3 separate regions of the Homo sapiens genome follow, and all the other regions are linked to region 3. A link is a contact called in ENCODE Hi-C or POLR2A ChIA-PET data. All regions are on one chromosome and are shown on one strand. Each heading gives the region's core, a stretch centred on a gene start or an enhancer-like site at or near the end of the contact. The rest is flanking DNA. Distances are from core to core; before and after follow the strand shown.

Region 1 (3,987 bases), core at 255-2,754, 380 kb after region 3:
TCACTGCTGTCCTCTCCCCACAGTGCCCTGGGCTTGCTGTACTTCATCCGGCGAGGAAAGCAGTGTCTGGATTTCACTGTCACTGTCCATTTCTTTCACCTCCTGGGCTGCTGGTTCTACAGCTCCCGTTTCCCCTCGGCGCTGACCTGGTGGCTGGTCCAAGCCGTGTGCATTGCACTCATGGCTGTCATCGGGGAGTACCTGTGCATGCGGACGGAGCTCAAGGAGATACCCCTCAACTCAGCCCCTAAATCCAATGTCTAGAATCAGGCCCTTTGGACATCCTGCTGACACTTGGGCCCCTTAACACCTTGGGCTGCTCAGACCCTCCAGATGAGGTCCAGCCCAGATCTGAGAGGAACCCTGGAAATGTGAAGTCTCTGTTGGTTTGGGAGAGATAGTGAGGGCCTGTCAAAGAAGGCAGGTAGCAGTCAGCATGACAGCTGCAAGAATGACCTCTGTCTGTTGAAGCCTTGGTATCTGAGAGGTCAGGAAGGGGACCTCTTTGAGGGTAATAACAGAATTGGAACCATGCCACTCTTGAGCCACAATACCTGTCACCAGCCTGTTGTTTTAAGAGAGAAAAAAAATCAAGGATATCTGATTGGAGCAAACCACTTCTTTAGTCATCTGTCTTACCCCCCTGGGACAGCTGTTACCTTTGCAGTGTTGCCGAATCACAGCAGTTACCTTTGCAGTGTTGCCGAATCACAGCAGTTCTGTTGGAGAAACGCTTGGTTTCCGGATCCAGAGCCACAGAAAGAAATGTAGGTGTGAAGTATTAGGCTGCTGTCAGGGAGAGGATGGCAGATGGAGGCATCAAGCACAAGGAAAATGCACAACCTGTGCCCTGTTATACACACGTTCATGTGCACCCAAGAACCTATGACTTTCTTCCAGTTCCTTCTACCAGGTCCCCATCCTGCTGCCAGCTCTCAACATAGCAGGCCATAGGACCCAGAGAAGAATCCCAGCGTTGCTCAAAGTCTAACCATCATAAAGACACTGCCTGTCTTCTAGGAATGACCAGGCACCCAGCTCCCACTGGACTCCAATTTTTTTTCCTGCCTTATTTAGAATTCTTTGGCGGGAAGGGTATGATGGGTTCCCAGAGACAAGAAGCCCAACCTTCTGGCCTGGGCTGTGCTGATAGTGCTGAGGGAGATAGGAATTTGCTGCTAAGATTTTTCTTTGGGGTGGAGTTTCCTCTGTGAGGGGCTTGCAGCTATCCTTCCTGTGTATACAAATACAGTATTTTCCATGGTTCTGCCTGCACTTACTTTGTAATGCCACGGTTGAGATTGAGAGAGATCAGCGCAGCCAGGCAAGGGAACTTTAAAGAATTATTAGGCCACCTTCTCCCTTTCCTGGACCCCAGAGTCATTCCTCCATTTGGTTAAAATACTCAGTGCAGGGAACTCTTACATCCTGTCTCCTTCACTTGCAGCGTCCCCTGCTATGCCTCAGGTGAACCACATAATTCTTGGGTTTCCGTTCCTACTTGCTAGTGATTTCTGAACATGTTCAATGGAGCGGCACACAGTCTAGACCCACTTCCGCATTGAAACCTTCACTGTTCCTCTTTGGTTTCTTCAGAGCTTTCCCAAGAGAGCTGTCAGTTTTCAGCTGTCAGTAACACAAATGAGTTTATGGTAACACAAATGAGTTTTGCTATCTCTCTGAGAAGCTCATCTGACCTCCTGACTCTCAGCCCTACAGAGTAGGGAGTTGATGCTGACAGGATGAAGATTTAGGAATAAATATGCCTGGGAAGAGACTGGGAAGGTTCTAGGGTGAGGCACCTCAGTAACTCATGGTACCTTGGCCAAGTTGGAAGGAAGCAGTTTGTTAATGAGGCACAGTAATCCTGGCTGCAGGGTCTAGGAGGTAAGACCAGCTGGGATGACCTTCCCTGGGTTAATCAATTTCCCTCTAGACAACACAAACTGCAGGCATGTGACTAACTTTGAAAGAACACCCATCATGTGGCTGCTGTCACCCTTGACCAGCCGTGGTGGTGGTTACTCCATCTGTGGTTGGAGCGCCTCTTTGGGATTCACTTCAAGGTCTTGTGCCTATTTTTCTGCATATCTTCTGTGATGACAAATCTCTGTCCCCTGAGTGTTAATTTGATTTTTAGAAATGGCCAAAAGTCACGTGATCCAAACTTTTTTTCAGTAATATGGAGACTGAGCTGCATGGTAGTTGGGGATCAAAAATATGTGACCTTAATGAGATTTTTATGATTTCTAAAGTAACAATAAAAGCAGTTTTTAGAGTTGAGTTCCAGAGAGGGCAGGGCAATGGCAGTGACATGTTTGTCATTTTAATAATAAATAACATCTATTGAGTGCTTAAGAGGTGTCCAGCAGTGTGGGCTGAGTGCTTTATGTCTCTTTTCAAAATCTTCACAAGAACCCTCTGAAGTAAGAAGTAACGTCATCTGTATCTTACAGATGAGGGAGCTGTAAGGAACTTACCCAAGGTGACTTTTTAGGAGCTGGCAGAGCCAGGATTTGGGCTCTAATAGTGATATTAATAAGCTCATTTTGAAGAGGTCAGTAGTTAGGGATGTATAAGTTCTGACTGGCTAAACAGTCTGGTTAAATAGTTTATCACCTTATAATCATATCTTCTTGTCCTGTCAATTTTTTTAAATACCGAGGATGAATAGTACTTTATAAACATTACTAGCTTTCTAAGAAAAGCTGATATGCAGTACATTAAATATAGCCAGAGATTTCCTTTTTTTTTTTTTTTTTTTTTTTTGAGGCAGGGTCTTACTCTGTCACCCAGGCTGGAGTGCACTGGTGTGATCTTGGCTCATCATAGCCTCAACCTCCCAGGCTCAATGATCCTCCTGCCGCAGCCCCCCAAGTAGCTGGGACTATAGGCACATGCCACCACGCCCAGCTAATTTTTGTATTTTTATTTTTATTTTTATTTTTTTAGAGACAGGGCTTTGCCACTTTGCCCAGGCTGGTCTCGAACTCCTGGGCTCAAGAGATCCACCTGCCTCGGCCTCCCAAAGTGCTGGGATTTTACAGGTGTGAGCCACCAAGCCCAACTGGCCTTTTTTTTTTTTGAAACAGAGTTTCACTCCGACTTCATTACCCAGGCTGGAATGCAGTGGCCCAATCTCAGCTTACTGCAACCTCTGCTTCCTGGGTTCAAGCAATGCTCATACTTCAGCCTCCCAAGTAGCTGGAATTACAGGTTGGCACCATCATGCTTGGCTAATTTTTGTATTTTTCATAGAGACGGGGTTTCATCATGTTGGCCAGGCTGGTCTCGAACTCTTGGCCTCTCAAGTGATCCACCCGCCTCAGCCTCCCAAAGTGCTGGGATTACAGGCATGAGCCACTGTGCCCAGCATTGGCCAGAGATTTTCAGATGATCTTAGGAATGTGGGAAATCTATTTCCAAAGGATAAAGGAAGGTACCTAGATAAGAGAGTACTAGCCCACTACTGAGTTGGCATATCTCTTAACTCTCCAGGTGTCTGAAGTTGACCTCCCTTTTTCCCACCCACCACCTGAACTCTGGCCATTCAGAGAGAAAAGTGGAGACTCCTACATAGCTGATGGTCAGAATAGTTTATAACCCTTAAAGGAGGACAGGAAAGGAAAAAGGGATGTCTGGCTCAGAGGGTACTTCTAACCCCTCGCTCTAGGCAGCCCTGTCCATATCAGTGCCAAATGAGAGCCACGATGGCAGCCAGCAGACATCAGGGGGTACAATGGGAAGCTCCAGGACTCCCAGCATCCTGGAGGGTACACAGCTCAAACAGTCTCCCCTGGACAGGAATCCCCTTGGACTCCTTCCTCAGCAACTCCCAGGTCAGAGTAGCTTCCTTCTGCCAGCCCCAGAAGGCAGTCAGTGCACAGGTATGCAACACCTCCTTGTACCGGCAGCCCAGGGACCACGGAGTCTCAGAGGTAGGGCCCTGGGGACCTAGGGCAGAGGAGTAGGGATGGAATCAAGGTA
Region 2 (3,778 bases), core at 917-3,416, 340 kb before region 3:
AGGCAAACCTAGTCAGATTAGTTCTCCCTGGTGAGCCTTGGGGACAACTAATCTGACTGGGTTTACCTTGGAGGTAGACGCCCTGCTCGCCTCCGGCAGTTGGGTTTGCCTCCCAAACACATCGCTCTGTTTTGTTTTCGTCTGACTTTTTGGGTTCATGTATGTAACATGTCTGTCTCCCTCATGAGCCGTTTGCTGAGAGGGGGGACCTTGTCTGTGTCATCATGTCGTGTCCTCAGCACCTCGCACAGCACCTAGTGCTCTCTGTGTTCAATGACCACACCGTTATTTCCTCGTTTCCCTGTCCCATGTCAGCAATGCTGGGTGCTCTCCCTGCAACAAGGAAGGGGCTGACCTGCCCCCATGGGACCTGGCAGAACCCACACGGGGGCAGAGGAGCCAGGGCTGCCTGGTCAGCTCACAGAACCTGAGCACCGTGGCCAGAACCCAGATGAGCCACAGGTGCCCACTGCCAATCGAATGTCCCCTCCCTCCCTAGCCCTGCTTTTGGTGATGAGCTGGGCAGTGCCAGGGTCAGTGACTTATGCCACTATGGCCTCTCAACTGACTTTTAGTGTGAGGCCAGGAGACAGAGCAGCCCTGGGCTGAGAAACTGTTTCAGCTCCACTTCCTCCAGGAAGCCCTCTATGCTCAGCCTCATCTAGGCTCCGCCAGCTCCGAGGTACACAGTGGAAGGGACTGAGCAGTCCCCACAGTGTCTCCTGCTGACGGGGCCTGACAGCTCTGCTGCTGAGAGGTTTCACAGAAGGCAAGATGTGTCTTCCACCTGGGGAAATTCCTGTGGAGCCACAGCATAGGGACTCAGCACACTTAAACTCGTTTTAAAGGCAACAAGACTGAGGCTCAGAGAGTGGGAGGACCTTGAGTTAGAAAGTCTAATGCATACCACAGCCAGGAAGCTATTTGACTCTAAACCCGGAGGTCTAGCAGCACGCTCCCTGCATGCCACATAGCAAGGTGCTGGGTCACTGATGCTAACATCTAAACAGGGGCCAGGTGCGGTGGCTCACTCTTGAAATCCCAGCACTTTGGGAGGCTGAGGTGGGTGGATCACTTGAGGCCAGGAGTTTGAGACCTCCTCTTCACAGAGGTGGAAGGGAGGACCAGCGGGGGCAAGTGTATCCCAAGTCCCAGCTACTTGGGAGGCTGAGGCAGGAGGATCGCATGAACCCAGGAGGCAGAGGTTGCAGTGAGCCAAAATCGTGCCACTGCACTCCAGCTTGGGTGACAGAGGAAGACTCCAGCTCAAAAAAAAAAAAAAAAAAAAAGTCACTGAAGTCACCTGGTACCCAGGACTACTTCAAGGACAGCCATTGTTATGGCCAACATGGTGAAACCCTGTCTCTACTAAAAACACAAAAATTAGCCAGGCATGGTGGCGCACACCTGTAATCCCAACTACTTGGGAGACTGAGGCAGAAGAATCACTTGAACCCGGGAGGCAGAGGTTGTAGTGAGCCGAGATTGCACCACTGCACTCCAGCCTGGGCGACAGAGTGAGACTCTGTCTCAAAAGTCAAAGTAGGACCATTACCAACCATGATGATGATGCTGACCAATGGCAGCTATTGCTGCAGCACCTGCTCTGAGCCAGGCCTGCACTTGGTGTTTGAGAGGTGGGTATGGGTATAATTCTCATTTTAGAGAGGGGAAACTGAGGCACCGTGAAGTTAAATGACTCATTCAAGCTCCTCTAGCTGGAAAGTGGGAAATCAGGACTCAGACCCAGAGAGCCTGACCCCAGCTGGTGTCCAAGTTCAAATTCCTTGCTGTTCTAGCTCCCTGGTCACTAGGAGTGCAGAGGTTATCCCCCACAACTGCTCAGGGGCCTGAGAACATTAAGGGCTGAGGGCAAGCCTACCCCCAACACCTTGGGTAAATACAGATTCCAACCTCACTCTGCGCCCACAGCCTGCTCCTCTCCACCTCCCCAGCCAGACCATGGTCCTACTACCTTGCCCCGCCCCAGGGGGTACCACAGGGACCCCTTCAAGACACCTGAGCAGGTGGACAAGTCTCTCCTGGATCACAGGGCCCCCAGCCACCCAGGTCAAGCCCACCCTGAGGTTGAATGCAGGATTGGGAAGCTGCCTGGCCTCCCCTGCCTCCCTGTGTGAACACAGACCACTTCCTCTCTCTGATCCTCCCTTCCTCCTCCGAAGCAAAAGGCTTCGATGAAACTCAGTCTCCTTTGTTCCCCTCCACCACCAACTGCCATGTGAGTCAAAATGGGTAAGGCAGGCTCTTCCTAGGCACATTTTTGTTTTAACAGGTGGCTCTGGTAACTGAAAGCCACTGCAAGCCCAAAGAAGTGCAGCTGGTGGGTTTTGTGTCAGGAAGACAAAAAGGAGGAGGGAGGAGGGAGATTCTGCAGCTGGAGAGGCCTCCCAGAGTCTACTGCAACCCCCACTCCAGTCCCCAGGAAGGAAACGCACCCCTGAGGGCCTGCTGTTACCAGCCAGGCACTGTACAAAAACCAATCAGCATGTCAGTTTCCCCAAGAACCCCAAGATCTTGGTTTTGTCACCCCATTTTACAGAGGGGGAAGCTGAGTTTCAGGAGTTGTCTACCTGAGGTACCCTAGCTGCTAAGCGGCAGGCAGGAATTCAACCCCAGTACATCTGAAGCCCAGGGCTAATGCACTGGCCCACCCTGCCACCCTGATTCTAACTCTTCCCCCCACACTGCCCCCTCTTTTTTGCATAAAGTGGAATTGGCAAATGAGCAAAGCAATGAACAGCTTCTACTTGAGTGCAGGCAGATCTGGGTTCAAGTCTAGCTCTGCTGCTTGCCAGCTGTGTGACTTTGGCAAGTTCCCTCCCCTCTCTGAGTCTCAGTTTCCTCATAATAAGTGAAGTTAATAATAGGACAGGACCTTCCTCAGAGGGCTGACATAAACATTAAATGAGTCACTGTATGCAAAGCAGGACAGCGCCTCGTGCAGAGTAGACATTCAAATATGAGACAGAAAAGGCACATTGCTGATTTAGCCCCAATTCCCCTCTGCATCAGAGAGGGACAGTTTAGAAACTGCTGTCCCTTGGCCGGGTGCGGTGGCTCATGCCTGTAATCCCGGCACTTTGGGAGGCTGAGGTGGGCGGATCACCTGAAGTCGGGAGTTCGAGACCAGCCTGGCCAACAAGGAGAAACCCCGTCTCTACTAAAAATACAAAAAATTAGCCGGGCATGGTGGTGCATGCCTGTAATTCCAGCTACTTGGGAGGCTGAGGCAGAAGAATCACTTGAACCTGGGAGGCGAAGGTTGCAGTGAGCCGAGGTCGTGCCATTGCACTCCAGCCTGGGCAACAAGAGCGAAACTCTGTCTAAAAAAAGAAAAAAAGAAAGAAACTGCTGTCCCAGCCTGTACCTGTTCACTTGCCAGTCTACAGCTTCAAGGCTCTCAGATTTTGTGTAGCCCTGGCAAGTCCCTCCACTCCCTAAGCTTCAGTTTCTTCATCTGTAAATGGGGATGAAGACCCATGCCTTGTCAAGTCGTCCAGAGGATTCCGTGAGATAAAAGTTACTAGCCGGGCACAGTGGCTCACACCTGTAATCCCAGCGCTTTGGGAAGCCAAGGTGGGAGGATCACCTGAGATCAGGAGTTCGAGACCAGCTGGCTAACGTGGTGAAACCCTGTCTCTACTAAAAATACAAAAATTAGCCGGGCGTGGTGGTGGACGCCTGTAATCCCAGCTACTCCGGAGGCTGAGGCAGAAGAATGGCTTGAACTCGGGAGGTGGAGGTTGTAGTGAGCCAG
Region 3 (3,787 bases), core at 554-3,053:
TTGTTTAACATAATGTTTTTGAGTTCATCCATGTTGTAACATGCATCAATTCTTCATTCCTTTTTATTGCTCAGTAATATTCCATTGTGGCTGTAACACATTTTGTTTACTTATTCATTAGTTGAATATTTAGATTGTTTCTGCTTTTTGGCTGTTAGGAATAATGCTACTGTGAAATTTGTGTACAGGTTTTTATGTGAACCGTTGTTTTCATGTGATACACAGAGTTGCTGGATCACATGGTAACTCTGTGTTTAATTTTTTAAGGAACTGCCAAACTGTTTTCCAAAGTGGCTCACCATTTTGTGTTCCCTGCTGATGTATGAGAATTCCAACTTCTCTGCATCCTCGCCAACATTTTCTTTTTTGTGTTTTTGATTATAACCATCCTAGTGAGTATGAGGCAGTATCTCTTTGTGGTCTTGATTTGCATTTTACTAATGACTAGTGATGTCGACTGTCATTTTTTCTGCTTATTGGACATTCGGGTATCTTTGGGAAAATGTCTATTTAAATCTTTTGCCCATTTTTAATTGGGTTATTTACCTTGTTATTGTTGAATTAAGAGTTCTTTATATATTTTAGATATAAGTCTCTTATGTACATGATTTGCAAATATTTTCTCTCATTCTGTGGGTTGTCTTGAAGGTGTCCTTTGAAATACAAAATTTTTAAATTTTGGTCGTGTCCAGTTTCTTTTTTCTTTTGTTGCTTGTGCTTCTGGTGTCACATCTAAGAAATCATTAGCTAATGCAGGGTCATGGAGATTTACTCCTATGATTTCTTTGAAGTGTTTAATGGTTCTAGCTCTTATGTTTAGATCTGTAATCTGTTTTGAGTTAGTTTTCATGGTGTGAGATAGGCATCCAATTTCATTCTTTTATATGTTGATATGTAGTTGTTCCAACATTTGTTGAAAAGACTGTTTTTTCTTTGTTGAAATGTATGAGTTTATTTCTATGCCTTCAATTCTATTCCATTGACCTATATGTCTGTCCTTGCACCAGTTCTGTGCTGTCTTGATTACTGTAAGTTTGAAGTAATTTTTGAAGTTGGTTAAGTGTGAGTGTTCCAACTTTGTCCTTCTATTTCAAGATTGTTTTGGCTATTCTGGGTCCCTTGTATTTCCACATAAATTTTAGGATCAGCTTGTCAATTTCTGCAGAAAAGGCCGTTGGGATTTTGGTAGACATTATTTTGAATCGTAAATCAGCTTGAAAATACTGCCATTTTGGCAATATTGTCTTCCGATCTATGAATATAAGCTGTCTTTCCATTTATTTAGATTTTCTTTAATTCTTTTAGCAATGTTTTATAATTTGCAGTGTACAAGTTTTGCATGTATTTGGTTAAATTCATTCCTAAGTAGTTTGTACTTTTTGATACTATTTTAAATGGATTTGCCTTATTTTCAGATTGTTCATTGCTAGTGTAACATACAATTGATTTTTGTATATTATCTTGTGTCCTGGCACCTTGCTGGACTTTTTTTTTTTTAAATTAACTGTGAACATGTATGTTGTTTTGTTAAAAAAAATGAGATTTTTTTTCCTTCACTAAAATAAACTGAAACTGTAGTACAAGATGATCTGACTTGGCTGTTTGGTTGTGAAACCTCCAGTACTACTAAGTTTAGGCCCCTCTCCGGTCTCTTGTCTAGAGGCTGTAGGCCTTGTTGGCAGCTTTCTGGGAAGTGGTGGTGGTGGTGGCAGTGGGGATTGTTAACATGTTAATGCTCATTTAATGTTCCTGATTCACAACACCACCCACACTCTCTATAGTCTAGAGATCCTCGGTTTCACTCCCCAGAGAGTACACCTCCAGTCTAATGCCAGGGTGGGGCGAGGGAAGCCCACTAGTTGCTTGATGGGAGAGGAAGGTTTAGGGTGCTTAGCTGCTTCTTAACTCTTTCAACCCAGGCTTCCTATTTGGATGTCCGTTTTCACCCCTCTTTTCTCTGCCTGATGCCACCAATTTCTAAGTCTTTTGGAGGGGTTGGTGTTAAAATCAGGTTGTTTCCTAGTTTTCCTGGCGACTGACTGAGGATTCCATCTGATAGTCTGTTCAGTTAGTTACTATTGGGCCATCTGCTCTCCAGCTTTTAAAATTCTGTGGCTGTAGTTATTTTCCCCTTTGTTTTTTTATTCTTGTAGATTTATTCTTAAAAAACAATCCTTTTAGTATCTTTTTGAGTGAGTTTTGAGAGATAGTGAAAGTAAAATGTATTTGCTCAAGCTGTCATCTTTACCCAAGACTCTGTAATATTATTTCTGGTGGCAACATGGGTATTTCATTGTATGGATATAGCATGATTTATTTAACTCTTTCCCTACAGTTGGATGTTGGGTGCCCATTAAGGTTGCTTAGAGTTTTCCCACCACTATAAACATAAACTCTGTGATTAACATTCTTGCAACTAAATTTTTCAGCATTTCCTTGAGTAAATCCTTAGGATAATTTATTTACATTGGAATCTAGGTCAGAAAATATGTGAATGTATATTGGCAAAGTGCTTTTGATGCATAGTGCTGAATTTCTTCTAGAAGTGAACAGTTTCAGTTTCCAACTTCAGTATATAAATGTGCTCTTTTCCCCTCATATTTGCTAATGCTGAATGGGCAGCAACTTGTATCTTCCCTGCTATTTCTCAAAGCAGTTGACATATTTTTGCATTTAATTATTGGCCATTTATAAAAATTCGTTTGTAAATGTTCATTTTTGTGTCAGTTTTCCTAATTGAATGTTGTACTTTTTTTTTTTGTTTTTGGGAGACAGGGTCTTGCTCTGTCACCCAGCCTGGAGTGCAGTGGCACAATCACGGCTCACTGCAGCCTCAACCACCAGGCTTAGGTGATACCCCCACTTTTGGCCTCTTGGGTAGCTGGGACTACAGACGCACACCACCACCCCCAGCTAATTTTTAGTAGTTTTTGTAGAGACATAGTTTCACCATGTTGACCAGGCTGGTCTCAAACTCCTGAGCTCAAGCAATCTGCCCCCCTTGGCGTGCCAAAGTGCTGGGATTACAGGTTTGAGCCATTGTGCCTGGCTGAGTGTTGCATCTTTTAAATAAATCTTATTAAAAAAGATAAACTAAAAAAATTTATGTTAAAATTGTTACTCCTATTTTGTATATGCTGAAATATCTTCTAGTTTACTAGTTGTCTTTTAATTTTGATTATGGCTTTTTAAAAAAATACTACATAAGTTTCCAAATTTTATATAGAAAAATCCATCTACCTTTTATCTTATGGTTTCTATCTTTGATGTCATGCTTAAAAAATCCTTTTCTCCTTAACATTATAGAATGGTTAATCTATGTTTTTTTTATTTTTTATTATTTTATTTTATTTTATTTTTTTTTGAGACAAGGTCTTGCCCTGGCACCCAGGCTGGAGTACAGTGGCATGATCATGGCTCATTGTGGTGTCAAACTCCTGGGCTCAAGCAATCCTCTTGCTTCAGGCTCCCAAGTAGCTAGGACTACAGGTGTGTGCCACTTCGCCCAGTTAAAATTTTAACATTTTTTATAGAGATAGGCTCTCCCTATTTTACCCAGGCTGGTCCGGAACTCCTGCCTCTGCCTCCCAAAGTATTGGGATTAGAGGTATAAGCCAGCACACCTGCTCTGTTGCTCAGGCTGGAGTGCAGTGGCATGATCATAGTTCACTGTAATCTTGAACTTCTGGGCTCAAGTGATCCTCCCACCTTAGCCTCCCAAGTAGCTAGGACTACAGGCATGTGCCACCATGCCTGGCTAATGTACTGTTTTTTTTTTGTTTGTTTT

What was found. A loop is a pair of places that touch in the nucleus more often than their neighbours do. ChIA-PET counts read pairs that join two places held with the same protein, here RNA polymerase II (POLR2A). Pooled maps may share reads with other maps.
Region 1: a loop to region 3 is called in a pooled map, with 2.7 times the contacts of the local background. The contact joins two enhancer-like sites. A Hi-C loop is called at or near these places in 1 of 50 pooled maps. POLR2A ChIA-PET finds 5 or more read pairs at or near these places in 2 of 52 experiments (SK-N-SH and activated T-cell).
Region 2: a pooled map shows a loop between it and region 3 (2.5-fold over the local background). The contact joins two enhancer-like sites. A Hi-C loop is called at or near these places in 1 of 50 pooled maps. POLR2A ChIA-PET finds 5 or more read pairs at or near these places in 2 of 52 experiments (HEK293T and naive thymus-derived CD8-positive, alpha-beta T cell).

Annotation. Positions count from the first base shown.
Region 1 is chr20:45,366,852-45,370,838 of GRCh38, forward strand. It overlaps SYS1 (SYS1 golgi trafficking protein), which reads left to right. Exons shown (of 4, transcript NM_033542.4): 4 at 24-2,358. The coding sequence ends at 264. All of the region lies in intron 3 of SYS1-DBNDD2 (SYS1-DBNDD2 readthrough (NMD candidate)), which reads left to right. Among named protein-coding and RNA genes, the nearest start is that of SYS1-DBNDD2, 5.7 kb to the left of the region's middle. RefSeq lists enhancers at 1,367-1,416, 2,077-2,136 and a silencer at 1,917-2,006. Within about 2 kb of position 1,505, at least 9 of the 41 ENCODE cell types and tissues checked have a DNase peak (open chromatin) inside an H3K27ac peak, as active enhancers do.
Region 2 is chr20:44,644,090-44,647,867 of GRCh38, forward strand. The region is part of intron 1 of ADA (adenosine deaminase); the gene reads right to left. Among named protein-coding and RNA genes, the nearest start is that of ADA, 5.7 kb to the right of the region's middle. RefSeq lists enhancers at 1-58, 732-811, 1,963-3,216, 2,032-2,131, 2,065-2,580, cis regulatory regions at 967-1,525, 2,214-2,241, 2,625-3,220 and silencers at 1,822-1,901, 3,778. Within about 2 kb of position 2,167, at least 10 of the 41 ENCODE cell types and tissues checked have a DNase peak (open chromatin) inside an H3K27ac peak, as active enhancers do.
Region 3 is chr20:44,988,913-44,992,699 of GRCh38, forward strand. All of the region lies in intron 5 of STK4 (serine/threonine kinase 4), which reads left to right. Among named protein-coding and RNA genes, the nearest start is that of STK4, 24 kb to the left of the region's middle. Within about 2 kb of position 1,804, at least 7 of the 41 ENCODE cell types and tissues checked have a DNase peak (open chromatin) inside an H3K27ac peak, as active enhancers do.